Regions from separate parts of the Homo sapiens genome. Here region 1 is linked to region 2. A link is an interaction called in ENCODE POLR2A ChIA-PET data of the cell type or tissue named here. Cell type or tissue: Panc1. All regions are shown on one strand. Region 1 overlaps THADA (THADA armadillo repeat containing). Region 2 overlaps THADA (THADA armadillo repeat containing).

Evidence for each region. Peaks named below come from ENCODE experiments on the same cell type or tissue, not always from the same donor. Only the 100,000 strongest peaks of a DNase experiment are listed, where the experiment ranks them.
Region 1: POLR2A ChIA-PET joins it to region 2 with 12 read pairs; 3 of 35 experiments call an interaction of 5 or more read pairs at or near these places.

Annotation. Positions count from the first base shown.
Region 1 is chr2:43,310,410-43,315,409 of GRCh38, forward strand. The region is part of intron 31 of THADA (THADA armadillo repeat containing); the gene reads right to left. Among named protein-coding and RNA genes, the nearest start is that of LINC01126, 86 kb to the left of the region's middle. In Panc1, no CTCF peak of the experiment used is centred here; no DNase peak of the experiment used is centred here; H3K27ac peaks cover 2,869 bases.
Region 2 is chr2:43,582,124-43,587,123 of GRCh38, forward strand. It overlaps THADA (THADA armadillo repeat containing), which reads right to left. Exons shown (of 38, transcript NM_022065.5): 5 at 4,731-4,879; 6 at 4,579-4,611; 7 at 4,278-4,326. Among named protein-coding and RNA genes, the nearest start is that of THADA, 11 kb to the right of the region's middle. RefSeq lists a silencer at 383-602. In Panc1, no CTCF peak of the experiment used is centred here; no DNase peak of the experiment used is centred here.

The sequences.
Region 1 (5,000 bases), 270 kb before region 2:
ACAATTAAGAATCGAGAAACAAACCCCTAATTTATGGTCAACTGACTTTTTGACAAGGGTGCCATGACAATTCAATGGGGAAAGGATAGTCTTTTTGAAATACAGTGCTAGGACAAATGGATAGTCACATATGCCAAAGGAATGAGGCTGAATCTGTACCTCCTATCAGATATAAAAATTAACTCAACATGGATCATAAACTTATGAACTAAAACTGTAAAACTTCCAGAGGAAAACATGGGTGCAAATCTTTGTGACTTTGGATTAGGCAATTATTTTAGACATGAAATCAAATGCACAAGCAATAAAAAACAGATACAATGGACTTCAAAACTAAAAACTTTTGTCCATCAAAGGATATTATGAAGACAGTAAAAATCCACAGAAAGGGAGAAAATATTTGCAAACTGTGTGTCTTATAAGGGATTAATATCTTGGACATAAAAAGAACCCTTACAACTTGAGAATAAAAAGAGAAATAACTCGGCTGGGCGCGGTGGCTCACGCCTGTAATCCCAGCACTTTGGGAGGCTGAGGCAGGCAGATCACCTGAGGTAGCGAGTTCGACACCAGCCTGGTTAACATGGTGAACTCCTGTCTCTACTAAAAATACAAAATTAGCCAGGTGTGGTGGCACATGCCTGTAATCCCAGCTACTTGGGAGGCTGAGGCAGGAGAATCGCTTGAAACCGGGAGGCGGAGGTTGCAGTGAACCGAGATCGTGCCATTGCACTCCAGCTTGGGCAACAAGAGCGAAACTCCGTCTCAAAAAAAAAAAAGAGACAACTCACTTAAAAATGCGCAAAGGATCTGAAGAGACCGTTCTTTGAAGATATATAAATGACCAACTAGCACTAGAAAAGATGCTCAAACTCATTAGTCATTAGGGAAATGCAAATCAAAAGCACAATTAGATCCCAGCACTAGGATGGCTATTAATAAAACAGATGGACAGTAAGAGTTGGTAAGGATATTGAGAAACTGGAAACTTCATACACTGGTGGTAAAAATGTAAGATGGTTGCAGACTCTTTGGAAACAATTTAGCAATTCTTCAAAAAGTTAAACTTAGAGTTGGCATATGGCCCAGACATTCCACTTCTAGGTAAATACCCAAGAGAATTGAAAACACAGGTCCCAGCAAAAACTTGCCCATGAATGCTCATAGCAGCATTATTCATAACAACCCAAAAGTGAAAACAACCCAAATGTCCATCAAACTGATGAATGGATAAACAAAATGTGATATCTATATACTGGAATATTATTCAGCCATAAAAAGAACAAAATGACCAACATGGATGAACCTTCAAAACATGTTAAGTGAAAGAATCCACACATGAAAGGCCACAAAGGTATGATTCCATTTACATGAAATATCTTAAATAGACTTTCAAAAACTACTTGCATAAAAATTTAACTGACATGGGCAACTACTTTCAGATTATCTGTGATGTGCAGCTGGAGCTGGGAAAGGCAGGAACAGAGAACACTGAAACCACAGATGTGGCCGGTCATGGTGGCTCATGCCTGTAATCCCAGCACTTTGGGAGGCCGAGGCAGGAGGGCTGCTTAAGCCCAGAAGTTTGAGACCAGCCTAGGCAACAAAGGGAGACCTCTCTCTACAAAATAAAAAATTAAAAACAAAAACAGAAAAACCACTAGGTTGGCATAGTGGCATGCGCCTGTGGTCCCAGCTACTCAGGAGGCTGAGGCAGGAGGATCACTTGGGCCCATGAGGTTGAGGCTGCAGCGAGCCATGACTGTGCCACTGCACTCCAGCCTGGGTGACAAAGCTGCAAAAAAAAAAAAAAAAGAAATCACAGATGTTCTGAGACCCTAGTTGTTGACTAGAACGGTATTTCACTCCTGGGATGAAAATGTGGGTAGAAGGTTTCATGACACGGTTCTGCCACAGACACAACTCTCACATTATATGAGGCCTTTAACTTTGGTCACAGAAATGGACGGTGAATAAGGAGTCAGGAAAGCTCACCCTTTTCACTAACCAGCTGTGTAACCTTGGGTAAGTCACTTAAATTGCTATGATCTCTAAACTAAATTTCTAAAGAATTGTGGGCCTCTGTACTCAGCGCAAGGTTTGGAATTAACAGAGTAAACACCACGTTAACCTAGCAATCTAATAACATACCCTATATTATTCTGACTTCTGAAAGACAGCTAGGAAACATCTGTTATTTTAGAAGCTCACTGTTCCCTGGGAAAGATAATTTTGGCACAAGCAGCAGTTCAGATGACAGTTCCAGTGTTTTGGGGAAAACCAACTAATTTATTGACAACAAAGCCTGTTTTTTTTTTTTTTTTTTCCTCCTCCTTAAAATTTCATAGCTATAGGCCCAGAAATACAAAGTCCCCAGAAGACTCTAAAAATATGTTCTCAATTCCTTTTTATTTCCCACCCAGAGCTGAGAAAACAGCACCAACTGTGTCATATTAAACACATCTGCATCCAACACTGATAAAGTGCATGACCGAGGAACAGATAAGAATTGTTTTCAATTTGTTAAAATGGAAATAGTTAAATTTAACCTAATTAGACTAAATAATCAAAGCAGGTGTTTGTAAGATGCCAGTGTTTGTTTTCATTCTCTGTAACTGTTCAGCTATATTTCCCAGGAACTTAGGTAAAGGAAATTAATATGTCATAAAAATCACTGACCTATTTATTCATGTCACATATGTATTATTCATGTTTTAGGCAGTACAAATACAGGGCATTGTTGAACATTTCTCACAGATTTTACCATTTAAGCATCATCAACATCTAAGCTGGCCTGCAGAGGGGCTTATGTTACCTAACTTCCATTATATAAATACAAGCAGTAATAAATGAGAGCCTGTCTTCTAATCGTACACTGATCTACAGAGCGCACTGACTTGGCATTTAGACTATTTAGGGTTTCTGACTCCACTTGCACAAGCTGGTCACTTTTAAGACATTTAAAAGAAAAATAATAACAATAATAAAAGTTATATTCCAGTTAAAACAAAATGTTTATTGCACTTGGCAGAGTGATGAGATCTGAACTATAAATATCAACTAACAAAGAAACCACAAAATGTAGTCACCAGCAGCCTGGTATTAGGAAGTGTTTTGTGCAGTGGCCATAGGTCCACTTTCCAAGGGAAAAAGGGCAGGTGGCTGCCCGGGAGCAGTCAAGCGTGCTCTTTCTAATAACACGCTCCAGTCCTGGGTAGGCTCTCGTATTATTCCACACACCCTCAGGATGGGAAACAGAAACACAAGCAAGAAAGGCCCCATAAAAGCCTGTGACGTGGAAGCTCCTGAAAAGGGGGTCCCTTCTCTGTGGCCTGGGCATTCTGCAGCAGGGACAGAAGCCTGGGAAGTTGAGTCCACGAAGAGGGTTCTCGGACTCCCTTCCCTAAGCGAGTGACTGATGTTTCCTGACTCTGGCCCTGGTTGTGCCGTGAGGCCACAGTGAGGGCAGCTGGAGAGCTCAGGATCTGCCACCTTAGCACACATGGGATGTTAGGCACTTCTCGCTATGCCTCAGTTTCTGTGGTCTCATGAAGGAACATTAGTACTTTCTTCATTAATGCACATAAAATGCTTGGCAGTGCTTGGCATAGAGATAGATGCTCAATAAATGTTGGCCACTATTATTATAGCCCCCTACAAACAAGGAGGATGAGATTGAAAACAATGTTTCCTAAAAATGAGGGTATAATGGGCATCCTATCCATATTTCAGGGGTAGGAAAACAGCCTTCTGAGATCATTTATATGAAGGGTATGGATGGACAAATCCTTATCAGCCTAAAATATTCCTATCTATGATTGCTATGTCATTTCTTTAGGATTAATCAATCCTCTTCATGAGTCATATTTCAATATATTACACATACACATAATTATAAAAGAACCAAGTTGCATAAAATTTATAAAATGGAGACTAGGAAAGGAAAAACCCGCTCATAAAACCCAACAAGAGAGCTTAAAATGAAAGTCTGAAAGTGCAGGTAGGTATTTGTTTAAATACTTGGTAAAAGAAAATGTTCAATTCAGTAGCTGTGACAGACACAATTTTAAGGGGTGTGGGCATAAGAGAAACAGAAAGTCCATCTGTCAAAGGGGTAAATATTTAGTCAAGTCTTAGATAGTATTTCTGTAAACAGAAATTTCAATGGAAAATTTCCAACCTGAGAGCAAATAATTTAAGATGGGTTTAATATAAGAATTAAAGCTCTCGTCTCCATGTCGCTGCCCAGCCTGAGACCCAGCCCTCTGAGTCCTTGTGGCAGTTCGGCTTTTTCTTTCTTGTTCCCTCAACTACAACTGGACACTATAATTTTCTTTCCATTCCAGCAGGAAACTGATATATACTAACGATGACAGCTGGATTCAGAAGAGGAAAAAGAACACAGGGGACAGAGAGTCCTTGTGGGTTTAAAACTCAAAACAAAACCCCCAGATTTGAAAATTTTAAAACCTAGTTAATGGCTGAGGAAACCTCAAATGATTGGGAAGCACTATGATAAAAGTTTGAATTACATAAAACACATCATTATCTTAAGCTTTTCTAATAATCTTCTCTGCCTTTCTCCTTCACTGTTTTTCTCCTTGTTTATGCCCCTAGCCCTTCAACGTGGTTCTAAGACATGTCAGAGGTAGGAACAGCCTTCCAAGGCCATTTACAGAATAGGACTGGAGAGGGGATGAGCAGATGCTCCTCCATCCAAAAAAGTTTCCCTGAAATTGTTATTACTTCATTTCCTTTGGAATAATCAATCCCTTTCAAGATTCATATTTAAATACATTTAATTTAAACATATGTATATACACATAATGAAACAGAATTATGTTTCATAAAATTAGTAAAATAGAAAATAAGAGAAGGAATCTCCCCTGTAATCCCACCATTCTAAAATAATTCCTTTTACCATAGCGCTGGCTTTCATTCTAGTCTGTTCCTCCATTCCCCACTCCCTACCTCCCAAACCCCTAATATTGATTATCAAA
Region 2 (5,000 bases):
CTTAATCTACATGTCCCTCTTTCTCAGCCAATAACTAACTTCACTTCTTTTAGGGCAAAGATAAGAAATCAAGAATGAATGACAGAACTCAGTCTGGGCGAAGTGGCTCACACTTGTAATCCCAGCACTTTGGTAGGCCGAGACAGGTAGATCATTTGAGGTCTGGAGTTTGGGACCAGCTTGGCCAACATGGCGAAACCATGTCTCTAGTAAAAATACAAAAATTAGCCAGGTGTGGTGGCACATGCCCGTAATCCCAGCTACTCAGGGGGCTGAGGCAGGAGAATCGCTTGAACCCCAGAGGTGGAGGCTGCAGTGAGCCGAGATGGCACTACTGCACTCCAGCCTGGGTGAGAGAGCAAGACACCATCTTAAAAAAAAAAAAAAATGACATAACTTACAAACTTGAACACTCTCTCAACATTGATATATTTTCCCTCCCTGGCTTTTTTTTTTTTTTTTGAGACAGAGTCTCCCCCTCTGTCACCCAGGCTGGAGTGCAGTGGTGCAATCTGGGCTCACTGCAACCTCCACCTCCCGGGTTCAAGCGATTCTCCTGCCTCATCCTCCCAAGTAGCTGGGATTACAAGCAAGCCATCATGCCCAGCTGATTTTTATATTTTTAGTAGAGACAGGGGTTTCACCATGTTGGCCAGGCTGGTCTCAAACTCCTGACCTCAAGTGATCCACCTGCCTCGCCCTCCCAAAGTGCTGAGATTACAGGCGTGAACAACCATGCCCAGCCTCTCCCTGACTTCTAAAATGCCAGGCTCTCGCAGATTTTCCCCTACTTCACCAGCACTCCTTCTCGGATACCTTCACTAATTCATCCTCTTCTCCCTGATCTTTTTATGTTAGGAATGTCCAGGACTCAGTCTTTATTCCTCTTCTTTTCTCCATCTAATTCTCTCCTTTGCTGATCTCTTTTAGCTCATCAGCTTTAAATTATAATCTACATGCTGATAATTCCCAAATTTTTATCTCTAACCCAGACCTCTCTGTCTAATTCCTTTCTGGTATATCTAACTTCCTGATATTTTTACTTGGATGTCTAACAGACATCTCTAAATGAGTGAACTTATCTTCAACTCCAAATCTGCTGTACCTGCTGCATCTTTATCCTACAAAAACATTGTAATCATCCTTGCCACCTCTCCTCTCCATCTCATCTATAAGAAAATCCTGTTGGTTCTACCTTCAAAATACATCTAGAATCAGACCAACTCCACTGCTACATCTTGGCCTGAGCCACTCTCATCTCTCCCTTGGGTTATTGCCATAGCCTCCTAACTGGTCTCTCGCAGCTTCTGTCCTTACCTCTCAGTTCTCAACACAGCAAAACACAGAATAATCCTATTAAGGCAAAAGTTAGGAAAAACAACTTGGTAGTTCCTCAAAAAGTTAAATATAGAATTATCTTATGATTCCACTCCTACGTATATACCCAAAAGAGCTAAAAGCAGAGACTCAAAGATATACTTGTATATCAATGTTTATAGCAGCATTATTCACAATAGCCTAAAGGTAGAAACAGATCAAATTGTCCATCGACAGATTGATTAACATGTGGTCTAAACATACAATGGGATATTATTCGGCCACAAAAAGGAATGAAATTCTGATATATGCTACAAACGTGGAAGACCCTCGAAAACACGCCTGTAATCCCAGCACTTTGGGGGACTGGGGCAGGGGGACTGCTTGCGCTTAAGAGTTTGAAACCAGCCAGGGCAACACGGTAAAACCATATTTCTACCAAAAATATAAAAAACAGGGCATAGTGGCGGACGTCTGTGGGCCCAGCTACTCCAGAGGCTGAGGTGGAAGGATCACTTGGGCTTGGGAGGCAGAGATTGCAGTGAGCCAAAATCCTGCACTCCAGCTTGGGTGACAGAGCCAGAGCTTGTCTCAATTAAAAAAAAAAAAAAAAAAAAAAGGAAAAATAAATGAAATAAGCCTGACACAAAAGGACAAATCCTACATGATTCATAAGAATCACCTAGAATAGGCAAATTCAAAAAGACAGGAAGTAGAATAGAGGTTACCTGGGGCTACAGGAAAAGACTTTTTTAAAAAAATAAATTTTCCTTTCTTTTGGACGCCCTGAATTTGAGGTACCTGTAAAACATCCAAGCTGAGATGTCCACAAGTTAACTGTCAACTGATGTCCATCAGTCTACCACTCAGGAAAGAGATCTAACTTGGAGTAATAAATTTGGGAATCCTGAGTACATAGGTGGTGGCTGACACCAAAGTGGACATTATTAAGCAGTTCAAACGAACAAAATAAAAAGGACAGAACCCACCTTTACACGATGAGCATAAAAAGAAGAGCCAAAAAGGAGAAAAAGAGACAAAGAGCTCCTGCTGTGGAAAAAGGCTACCCTGAGTGAAAGAAGATGTACAGGTATTATTTCTCCTCTCTCCCAGAACCTCCTCAAACCAACAGCCATGGGATTGAAAACGTAAAAAGATAAATTCTTAAAGGCAACCAATATGCAACAAGACAATAACAATAGTATTTCAGAAGCTGCAAAGCAGATGGATGAGTGATAACTGACAGCAGAATCAAGAAAAGTGGATACTAAGCCAGGGAACAAGCCCAGAAGCCATTTGATTTGTAGTCCCAAATGGCTCAGAAACTGTTGGCACTAGGTACTCCTTGATGTGGAGGTAAATAAAGGATTGAAGACAGGAAGACTGAATACCTCCGAGCCAGCAGACAACTTGTTTATCTTTAGAAAAGGTAAAACAGGTGTTTGGAAAGGAAGATAGCACACACAGATAAGGCAGCAACATATTACAAAAAGGAGAATTAGGTAAATACATGCACAGTGCACGCCAAATACTGAGACCTCAGCCTTCTTCCCTCACTCAGCAACCAGAATATTAAGACAATGGTTTGGAAGAGTCTTCCGTGGCAAATCCAGTACCTAAGCAAAAAGATTTAAACGTACTGACATCTTTAGGTTTCCCCAAGGAAGAGTTACCCCAAGAAAGAGCTCAGCTAGACTAGCCTACAATAAAACCTGCAGTCAACTCCACTCAATAGGCGCAGACATTCAAATCAATCCTTGGTGTCCCGTTATTAAACATGACTACCCTGGCTGGGCACAGTGGCTCACACCTATAATCCTAGCACTTTGGGAGCCAAGGAGGGAGGATCACTTGAGCCAATGAGTTCAAGACTAGCCTGGGCATTATAGTGAGACCTCATTCCTACAAAAAAAAAAAAAAAAAAAAAATTAGCCAAGCATGGTGGCGGGCACCTGTAGTCCCAGCTACTTGGGAGACTGAGGTGGGAGTATCACTTGAACCCAGGGAGGTAGAGGTGCAGTGAGCCAAGATTGTACCACTGTACTCAAGCCTGGGTAACAGAATGAGACCCTGTCACAAAGAAAAAAAAATGTAGATAGATAGATAGATAGATAGATAGATAGATAGATAGATAGATAGAAAGAAATACATAATTGCCCAGCCAAGGATCACCAGACTTCTGAGGAAAGCTTCTAATAAGAAATATACTGAACAAAACCAGCAAACAGAAAAAAGCAACTTGGAAGAAACAAAGACTATGTAAAGATGATAAAAAACAAAAAAACTATCATGAATATATCCTCAGAGAAGTAACAGAGGATATTTCACTCACAAAATAAAACAGGATGCTATGAAAAAGGAACACACTCAGGTGAGGAAAAGAGTTCTTTCACTTATTCTCATAACAATTTATTAAATTTTTAATTTTTCATTTAAATATTTTAATAAAGTTCAAATATAAAAACTTTGAATTTATTAAAATTAAATATCAAACCTCTAAAAAAAATTTTAAATAATTGGGTCTAATATTAATGGAGAAAGGGGCTGGGCATAGTGACTAACGCCTGTAATCTCAACACTTCGGGAGGCTAAAGCGGGCACATTACTTCAGTCCAGTAGTTTAAGACCAGCCTGGGCAACATAGTGAGACTCTGTCTCCAAAAAAATAAAAAAAACTATCTGGGTGTGGTGGTGCATGCCTGTAGTCCCAGCTACGTGGGAAGCTGAGGTGATACAAACACTTGAGCCCAGGAGGTTGAGGCTGCAGCGAGCTATGATCACACCACTGCACTACAGCCTGGGTGACACAGCAAGACCCCATCTCAAAAAAAATATAAAAGTGATAATATTAATGAAAAGGGATGAAAAGATCACATTCTGAGACTTTTAAATTTTTCTTTGTACAAAGATAATGTACAACTGCAAGTGTGCACACACAAATGCCAACATATAGCACTTGCCTATTTTCTTCCAGGATTTCAATTAAACTCTTCTGCAGAAAATGAAGCACTGAAACAAAAAGAATATGACAAATAAGAATTTAAAACTGTGAAGCTCAATTTCAATAAAATAAAATATTTTATATCACTGTTATCCAAAATGATATCATGATATGGAAACAAAAATTTAAAAGGAAGGGTCATGATGTACCTAAGTTATCTACAATGCTCTACCTATTACCAAGAAACTTAAAAGAGCCAGTTCCAAAATGACTCATACAAGCCATCAACTCATGGAACAAAATAAAATAATAGGACTTACCATTTTTAAGCAGATTATTAACACTTGCTCTACCTGTAGAGGAAAAAATGAACACTGGTAAGGAGTTTCACGACCAAAATCAATGTCATTTAAAAACTATGATGTGATGAGAGGGGTTAGCCAGAAAAAGGACTAGAAAAGTGCAGCCTTACCCAAGTTAAAGTTCTCCATACAGGAAGAAATATTGTCAGTAACTTTCCTGTAAGAGTATAAGTCAGTAGTATTCAATTCTTCCTGAAGACGAGAAGTAAAACGGTGCATAGCCTCAGGTAGAAAAAAATCAGGCAGGCTATTTAGTGAGCTAGAAAAAGAAACAAATATTAAAAATCTGACAATCTAATAGCCCCAGAATATGTGGAGAGGGAAGAGAATCATACAAATGTGGGAATACTGAACTAAATCTTCAAAATACAGCCAGAAAA